Regions from separate parts of the Homo sapiens genome. Here region 1 is linked to region 2. Evidence: chromatin contacts called from ENCODE Hi-C or POLR2A ChIA-PET data. All regions are on one chromosome and are shown on one strand. The core of a region is the stretch at or near the end of the contact, and the rest is flanking DNA. Distances in the headings are between cores, read along the strand shown.

Region 1 (4,749 bases), core at 63-2,562, 180 kb before region 2:
ACATCAACATCAGTTAGAAGAATGCCCAGCACACAGTTGGCATCAACAAATGACTGCCCCTAGGGTCTGTTTACTTATTTATCATTAGTCTCCCCTGTGGCATGGAAGCTGGGCCTGGCCAGTTTTCTACCCTGCCGAACCAGAGTAGCTGGCACCATGCCCAGCCTATAGAAAGAACTCAATGAAAATTTGGTAAATGAATGGGTTTTAAAAATGGGTAATGGCTAAGGAAAATCAGAATTTGGCTAAATATTAAAAAATAGATTTTCGTAAACAATTTTTTCTAATTATAAAAGTAATGTCATGTCTTCAATATTTTAAACAAAAATGGGGTCATATTCTACATACCGCTTAGTACCTATTTTCCACTCCACATGTCTGTTACAAGAGGCAGGAGAATGTAAGGGTAGGGATGTGGGCTCTGGAGACAGATTGCCTGGATTCACATCCTACCTCCACCACTGGCCACCTAGAGCATCTCTCTGAAGTTACCAAGCCAAAGGACATTTGGGATTTTTAAGGCTTTTTAACACATATTGCCAAATAGTCTTTAAGAAATAGGTGTGAGCCCATCTCCTCAAACCTTCATCTACGCTGACTGCTAACCTTTAGACAATCTTTGCCAATTTGTTAGGGGAAAGAACAACCTTTCATTGTTCTAATTTGCCTTTCTTTAATTACCAGGGATGACTAACAGTTTTTCATTTGCCTTGTTCCTCTTGCGAATTGCCTGTTCATGTTTAAAAAGGAAGCCCGTTTTCATAATTAGATGCAGCAGAGTAGGTGGCCTCAAAGTGAACTCCCTACCGCTGGGAAGGGTTGAGCAGGGCCAGGTGGTTGCCCATCAGGGAACTGGGCATCTCTGTGCCTTGTGGACAGCAGAACTGGATGAGCTCTGAAGTCCTTTATTACACTGGGATCATTTCACTCTTGTCCAGACCAGCAAAGGTAGCAGGCAAACCTCAAAGAAAAGATGGCTTGCGGATCAACAACTGGATTCTGAAGACCTCCACCAGGATTTCCCAAGGTGGATTTGATGCCTAAACATCTCTCATAAGCTTCTGCATAAAGACACCCCAGTTATATCGGAGAGAAGAGTCAAATCGACATGGTTATGCCTCTAGTAGCTACAGCATGCCACAGTGGGGGAATTCCTTAAATCTCCCCCTTGACAAGATGGAAAACCTTCGTGGTCATAGATCAAATCCTACCACAACAAACATGTTCATAATCAAGGTCAGCATAGCACAAAGACTCCTAAGGTGGGGCCAGTGGTCTGTTTATCTCAAGCTATAACTTTTTTCCCTGCTTTGCATTTGGCTTTGGTACAAGAATTTGACATAAACACCCTCCTAACCCCACTCCCCTACAGGTATTTACATAGCAATTTTCTCCTGAGCTGGTCAAAACCCTGCTAGGACTTGGAGAATTCCATTGTGTTTGTAGTAAGCAGACACCTGGAGCCAGATAGCTCTTAGAGAATAAACTATTCTTGGATTGGAAAGGGATCTGAATGTATCTGACGCCCTCCTTTTGCAAAAATTTTGCAGTGTTTTCAGAGGACCTTCTACATTTTCACTAAGGGGATATTTCCCCCTAATATCTCCACCATTGCCATTGTTGGAGTTTCCTGCTGGGTCTGGCCCCCACAGGTATAATGCCAGCTGGAAACAGAACACTCACATCTCTTAAATTACTCCACTAACGAAGAAGTCACACGTGGAATTAGAATTCTGGCTAATTTTCCTGTGGGCACACCTTAAGCACACAAACCTGAAAGCAGCAGAGCAGCGAAACTGGCAGCCAAAATAAAGCAAAAAGAAGAACATCTTCCAGGAGGGAGGTGGAATCAGATTGAGGCAAAGCCAGGACTAGGTTCTTGGCAACGTGATTAAAATCCCGAACTACGAGGGAGGAGAGGCCTTGCTGCCAGCCCCTCAGCACACTCGAGCCAGGGCACTGGAGGTGGGTGGTGGTTAAAAGCTGTGTGCCATTCACAGCCTATAGCACTGCCTGTGTCCGTCAGTATGGGCAGAATGGCTAATGACTCCAAATAAAACTCCTACACCATGCTCCATCTGGGGACCATGTTATAGCTGAATACACAAAGTCACTTTGTAGCTTGCCCGATAAGTCCACTTTAATTCCTCCAAAATAATTCATGGAGGCCTGTGAGCACACTGCACCAGGCCAAGCACTAGGGTTATAAAAAAGAAATGAAAAAAGAAAAACCTAGTTGCTCTACTCTAAGGGCTTATGATTTAACCAAGGAGATGAGATTCACAATGGTAGCTGGCAATACGGTAAATCAAGGCACAAAGAATCCAGGAGTGTGTTCTGCTAGAGGCCCAAGAGGGCAGCTGGCATTTTCAGGAGGATGCAGGTCAGCCTTTATGGGAAAATGGATTGAGTTTACCTTGAAGGGTGGGGAAATTTTAGGCAGGTGGCTAAGAAGTGAGCTGGCCTCTGGGGATGTGGGGAGACTGTGAGCGCCGCATGAGACAGGCTCTGCATCCTGCACATGCTGCCTGCATTTCCAGCCCTGGGAGGAGGATTTGTGCAAGGGAGGCAGAGATGAGAGCGTTGATAGGAAGGAAGGAGGCCAGATTTCAGAGAGGTCTGAATCCCACACAGAGAAGCTTGGGCTTTCTCCAATAAGCTGCAGGGAGCAGTTGGAGACTTGTGAACAGCAGATTAACATAATTAAATAAAAACTTCAAGACTTTAGCTTTTTGTGGGGATGCAGACTAGACGAGAGGTGATGAGAACATTAGAAAGCTTTTACAGTGTAGACCAGGCTGGCCACGGTGTTGGCAACGGGAGAGAAAGAAATAGATCTGGAAGATACCACAAAGCAAATATCTAAAGGGCTTGGAAACAAATTTGGCCGGGGGGCGGATGAAGGATGAGTCAGGGGCAGTTCTGAATTTTAAAACTTGGGGGATGTGAGGTGGAGGTGGCATCGTCAGACATAAAGACACAGGTTCGAGCAGCTTTACAAGAACTTAAAAAGGCCAGACCACCCAAAGGTGGCACTGACTGGAAGCACGAGGCTACGGACAATGCTTCCTCATTTCAAAGGGGAGTTAACAAGTTAAGTGAAGTTTTATCCACCAATGAAATGGCTGTCTGTCCAAACAAATAAGCAACAAGTGTGGGCTCTGCACTCCTCTCCACCTCTCTTGCTCCTTCCGTTGATGCTCCCCTAACATTTATCTGACCATAAGCTAAGAGCAGTCATGAGAACAAGATAGAAATCCTCAGAAATCCAGAACTCTAATCCTTCCTTCTGCTGAAATACTGTAGGGCTTAGTTATTTTCACACTTATGCATATGCTTCAGTGTGTAAGAACTGAGTCATTGTTTTCTTTTCTCCTCCCCTCTCCCCTCTCTTTCCCTCCTCTTTGCCACCCAGCACCTCCTCTGCCTCCACCCCCAAGCCACTGCAAACATCCTGGCATGCATCTCTCCCCATCCATTTCTGCATGGCTGTCAACATTTCCCATTCCCTCCAAGCTTGCCTCCTGCCTCCTATTTCTTTAGACACACTGGGAGTCTAAGAAATGAACTACAGATTCAACAGGACTGTGGACCACAGATCTTGACAAAGACAGGCAGCTTGTTGTGAAAAGAGAATTGGAGGGCAGGTCAGAGACTTAGGTTTTAGGAGTCAGGCAAGGGAATCAGATAAAGATCCCTGAAAACAAGGGATATCATCACTGCCCAGCTTTACTGACGTAGAGACAAGTTTTCTCACTTGGCAGATATAGACGGAAGATAAGCAGGTTCCCTTTCAGATGGTAACCCCAAGTGCAGTGGCTCACAGCTGCAGTTATTCTGAATGGCAGCGGGAGGGAAGGAAACAATGAATGCACACACACACAAGAGCAATGCTTAAGGTGAAATGGACTTGAACAGTCTCAAATGCACACCTCCTCCAGTTCCTGGAAGGCAAGGATGAGTCAAACAGAAGTTGAATTTCACAGGCGTTCCTCCTCCACTGTCACATACGTTCCCAGACGCAGAGTCATCTGTGCACATGTCACCCAGCATCGACTGCTACCAGCAACTGCCTCCTGGGAAGTTAAGCTGCAGGGTCAGATCTGCTTCTGCTGGGGAGCTGAAAGTAAACTGCGTAAGGTGGGGGTGATCCCAGTAATGTGAGGGCAGGAAAAAGCAGAGAACGCTGGAAAAGGATGGCAGGAATTAACATGGCTCTGAAGAGAGGAGCCAAGGATCACCTGATCTGTAGAGCCTGGAATCTGCAGTTATTTCTAGTTTCCTAGACAACCCTGACTAAACTAGGAAGACATCTGAACTCCGGCTCAAAAATAATATAGGTTCTTGGAATGGGACAAAAGAAGAAAGGAAAGGGGAGGTGATACCATGTGCCAGTTCAGGGAGTGGGGACCAGACCTTCAGAGAAAGGAAGGTCTTCCCAAATGGAAGCTGAAATCCCAGTGGGCATTATGCTTTCTGTACTTTTGCATTTGTAGCCAAGAGCATGATTCTAATTCTGGTTCTCCAGCGGAGGTGCGGGCAGCACATGTGCATGAGTTCGTCAAAATTGATCTAACGGCACACATAAGATCTGTACATTTCACTGTATGTAAATTAGATCCTAGTAATTCTACCTCTCTCAATTAGTTGGTTGTGTGACCTTGGACAAGTCATTTAAATTTTTGTAGTCCAGGATTCTCCATCTGTCAAGCTGAAGCTAAGAAGCTGGCCTCTAAGTTTCTCCCTGGC
Region 2 (4,681 bases), core at 1,410-3,909:
CGTTTTTACTCCCACTTATACATTAGCTCCCTAGAATGTGGCTTCTACCTGCACCAGAGCTCAAATCTGCTCTCTCCTTGAAATTTTATCCTGTGGCTTTCTATGACCCTGCACATTCCTGGTTCTCCTCCTCCTTCCGTTCTTTGTCATTTGATCTTATTTTCTTGGCAAATCTATTTTAATCTCTTCAAAGATCAAAACTTATTTTGATCTCTTCTGTGGCTTCTTCCAGAATCCTTCCTAGGTTATGTCGTCCATGCCTATGAGTTCAGTTCAGTTACTATGCTTCAAATTCTAGCCTCCACCTGATGTCCCACAGAGTTCTTAAACTTGGCATGTCATAAGCTATTTGTCATCTCCCCTTCCCCATCCTCTATCTTCTCTCCAGTAATAATATCTACTACCACATTCTAGGACCTGGGAATCATCCTTGATTCTGTCGTCTTCCTTCTCCTAAAGTCAATCACCGATTTTTATCTCATAAATATTCATAAATCCCACAATACTACCACAGCCCTAGTCCATATCTCCACTGTCTTTTGACTTTTAATTCCCTTCGTCTTTAGTGCCCTTCAGATCTAGTTTCCACACAGCTGTTGAAGTGGACACCCATTACTTCAGCAAGCGTTAGCTCTTTCTTAGGGTCACATCACACTGATTTTCCTTCAGGAACTCACTCCAAGAGATATGGGCTTGGGGAGACTGCCAGTGAAGATGATGACTTTACCTGGCCCAGGCCTGGTGTGCCCCCAAGCTGGAGCACTATGACATCTTTCATTTGGAATTTGAATCCTAGGTGGAATAACGCTGGAGGCAGTTGGCCCTGATACTTCCTGACCAAGGGGACTTGCAGTTGATTCCTGCTATGTAGTCCCTGGGAAATTCCTTCAGAGCCTGGGTTCTTCAAATTTTTATTGGGTTTTCTGAAGGATCCCATATCTCTCCAATGCGCTCCCCTGTAGGAACTTAATTAGAATTATCTTCAACCAAAGAATCTGATATCGAAATGTGTCTGAGAAGCAAACCAGGTCTTTACTGAAAACTCATTAGAGGCATTCCATCACCTACGGGAAAGACACCAAGCTCCGTAATACAAGCCCCAAGACCCTCCATTACTCTGTTCCAGGCTGCCTATCTGCACCTTCTCGCCCTACTCCTTACCTTGCCCTTACATCTCTGCCCTTCTGAATTATTTGAGGTTTCACATAACCTATGAGGTTTCATGCCTCAATACTCATGAGTCCCCTCTGTAGAAGCCCTCCCTGCTCCCATCCAGCCCACTTGAGAAAGCCTTCCCTGGCTCTTCCCTGATCCCAACATTCTGCCTTCCTCTGTGTTCTCAAGGCACCTGAGTTTCCCACCCACTCACTGTCATGGTATTTCACCTACCTGCTTTGTTATCTGCCTCTCCCACCAAACATGGAGTTCCTGGAGGGCTATGCCTTCTTTTCTGTTTCTCTGCCTCCATAATTCGTGAGTAAGAGAAAGGATCCCAATACAGGACATTAACAAATCTTTTGACCAGAGAGATGAAAATCCAGGCTGGAGGCATCTCATATAGGCTATCAAAAAAATTTATTCCTGTTCTGAAATACATTCCAGAACACTGCCAAGACCCTGGTAAGACTGGCGGACACTTATTTAAATGATAGCTCTCATTCTCTAAAATCTGAATTTCTCCTGAAAGCCTTCATGCTTTAATGAGATTCAAAATTAATTAACTCAGACAATTGTCTTCATCACTGTGACTAAATGACAAAGTGTGTTTTTGTACATATTTTTGTACATATTTGAAGAATAAACAGAATGTAAGCAAGCAAATCCATGGTTCTGTTTGGATGGCTATTGTGAAACACGTACCTTAAGTGGAATTATATAACCATCCATCTGCAAACGTTGAGTGAGGAGAGCTGGATTTCAGTCACAGCTTATCCATGACCAGCAGCTTGACCTTGGATAAGTCATTGCCCTTGGACACCTGCTGTCAGCCTTCCCAGTATCCATTTCTTTATTCTCCCACCATTGGAACCCCCACCCCCCAAAAAATTTGGGAAACCACTTTTTCTCCATTCTAACCTATATGGTATTAAGGTTGTTCACCTGACCCCAGACTCCAGGAGTTGGGCCTGATTGTCTTAAAGCCATTGTTTCTATCCCATCCACCTGGCTACAGAAGTTAGTTTAAAGGCAGTCATGAAACCCAATCAGAGCAAAGGGATTTGAAACACACTTGCAAACGGCTTCTGGCAAAGAAAAGATTCCTCTGCCTGTAGTAGATCCTACCAATGATAGATTGATGATAAATCCATGATAATGTGACCACTTGGATAGAGATGAGATTGCCAGGCAGTGAAGGAATACTGAGGAAAGCAGAATGGGAAAAGAAGCAGAACGTTGGTTATACTGCTGGGCAGTGAACAACTGGATCAAACAACACCTGAAGCTGATAGACCTCTATACGCTTCAGTTATGTGAACCAATCAATTCCCTTTGTTGTTGGAATTTAGTTTTCTGTCTATAACATAAACAGTTCTAACAGTAACAATCTCTCTGGGCCTCCATTTTTCATAGATAAAAGTAATACGGATAACATCTAAGGAGGCTGCTGGAGTGCCAGGAGGAGGCCGTGGGAACACCGTCACCTGGTCCCAGGGCCTGGATTCGCTGCTTCCAGCCAAACACGCGCATATCAGGCCGGGGCCTTCAGACCTCACGGAAGGCATTCGCCCCAGGCCAGGTGGACTTCTGATGCAGGTTGAGAACAAAAAGAAGCACCTGGACATTCCCCGGAGCCCTCTGCGTGGTCGCGCTTCAGTGGAATTTGGGGACCCTTGGCTGCCAGCCATGCTTGCTTGATAGCAACAGAAACCAGTTCTGCCCGACTCTGTGCCACAAAAAAGCCACACCCCACTCACCTGACACCCACCCCATCAAGAGTCCATGCTGCTGGGCCCTGAGGGAGGGGAGGGCTTTGTGGTCAGGCTCCATGGCCCGCCCTGGCCCTGATCTGTCGAGGATGCGCAGGACGTCCTCTCCAACTGCACCATGCCCCATTGGGCTCAGGCGAGTTCCATCTACACCGGAGAGGGGTAGGCAGAGTGGTGAGGCTTTTGCTGAACTTGGATCAGAAGAGGACGTAAAAATGGCCCTGGAAAAAGACCGGGAAAGCATGGGACACTGGCGCATTGCGGTGTTCAAGTCCCACAGAACCGAGGTGAGTTGGGTGTTGAAGGAAGCACGGCGGTCCCAACAGTGCGGGCAGCGCCAACTACGGCTTCGCGCTCGAACTTTGAGGACTCTCATCTGGATGCACAAAGAAGAAATCATTCAGTTCTTCTCAGTGTTGGAAATCCCAAGAGTTGGCCTCGCAGGAGTTAGCTGAGAGGCTCTCGGAAAGCCCAAGGAGAGGACAGGGCACAGAGACATGGAGGTGTTCAAGAGCAGCCAGGAGGAAGTTAGGTCGGACTCAGGTCCCCCTGAGACTCATATCCGTGCTGCCCCGGACCCCTGTGACTGGCCCGGGCTTCCGGGAGCTACCCTGGCATCGTGAAGCAGGCAGGCGCAGGATGCGGGGCCACGAGGAGCATAGCGGCCTCTGCACCACGGAGCTGCTTGGTGGGGGGTGTGGGGGAACCTCAGCTACTGTCTCTCCGGAATGTATGACCACAAATATGGCGACAGTGAGTTCACAGGGCATAGCACCACCGGCCACTGCCTCTGCATGAGGGGCTGCCATGCAAAGCGACCAAGAGCGACATTTACAACCTCTTCTCTCCTTCCAACCTGGTGAGAGTCCACATTGAGATGGGCCCAGATGGAAGAGTGACCGGCAAAGCAGATGTTGAGTTTGCTACTCGGGAAGAAGCAGTGGCAGCTACCTCCAGAGACAGGGTCAGCATGTGGCACAGATACATAGAACTATTCCTGAATTTGACAACAGGGGCTAGCAATGGGGCGTACAGCAGTCGGGATGCGAGGCATGGGCTTGACCACCTACAGTGACCTGAAGAGCCAGTCAGTGAGCGGCTGTGATGGGTCTGGCCACAGCGGGCAGAACAGCATGGGTGAATAGGACTCGTTTTGTTAGCAACGTTTGAATTAATTCAATCAAATTTTCACAGGCCGCTAACAAGCAGTGAAGAGCAGTTATAATGAAGGAAGCTGTGGGACCCATTTTGCACAAAGAGTTTGTGAAATCTGGATTTAAAAATTACCTCTTTAGGCCAGGCGCAGTGGCTCAGCCTGTAATCCCAGCACTTCGGGAGGCCTAGGTGGGTGGATCACTTGAGGCCAGGAGTTCACAACCAGCCTGGCCAGCATGGTGAAACCCCTTCTCTACTAAAAATACAAAAATTAGCCGGGTAAGGTGGCAGGCGCCTGTTATCCCAGCTACTCGGGAGGCTGAGGCACAAGAATCACTTGAACCCAGGAGGCGGAGGTTGCAGTGAGCCAAGATGCACCACTGCACACCAGCCTGGGCAACAGAGTAAGACCCTGTCTCAAAAAAAAAAAAAAAAAATATATATATATATATATATATATATGCCTCTTCAGTGTTTTCTCATGCAAAATTTTCTTCTACCATGTGATATTGAGTAAACTAAAACTATTTTCAGCTTTTCTCAATTAACATTTTGTTAGTATACTTCACAGAGAAGTTATCCAAGTTTAAGTATGTTAC

The links. Hi-C counts contacts between places; a loop is a spot of excess contacts on that map. ChIA-PET counts read pairs that join two places held with the same protein, here RNA polymerase II (POLR2A). Pooled maps may share reads with other maps.
Region 1: a loop to region 2 is called in a map of PC-3, with 5 times the contacts of the local background. The contact joins two enhancer-like sites. A Hi-C loop is called at or near these places in 2 of 168 maps with a recorded cell type or tissue (PC-3 and PC-9), 2 of 37 single-sample maps with no recorded cell type and 12 of 50 pooled maps. POLR2A ChIA-PET finds 5 or more read pairs at or near these places in 4 of 52 experiments (GM12878, HEK293, Panc1 and 1 more).

What each region holds. Positions count from the first base shown.
Region 1 is chr1:41,859,104-41,863,852 of GRCh38, forward strand. All of the region lies in intron 1 of HIVEP3 (HIVEP zinc finger 3), which reads right to left. Among named protein-coding and RNA genes, the nearest start is that of HIVEP3, 57 kb to the right of the region's middle. Within about 2 kb of position 1,313, at least 6 of the 41 ENCODE cell types and tissues checked have a DNase peak (open chromatin) inside an H3K27ac peak, as active enhancers do.
Region 2 is chr1:42,037,657-42,042,337 of GRCh38, forward strand. It overlaps the pseudogene HNRNPFP1. Among named protein-coding and RNA genes, the nearest start is that of GUCA2B, 110 kb to the right of the region's middle. Within about 2 kb of position 2,660, at least 2 of the 41 ENCODE cell types and tissues checked have a DNase peak (open chromatin) inside an H3K27ac peak, as active enhancers do.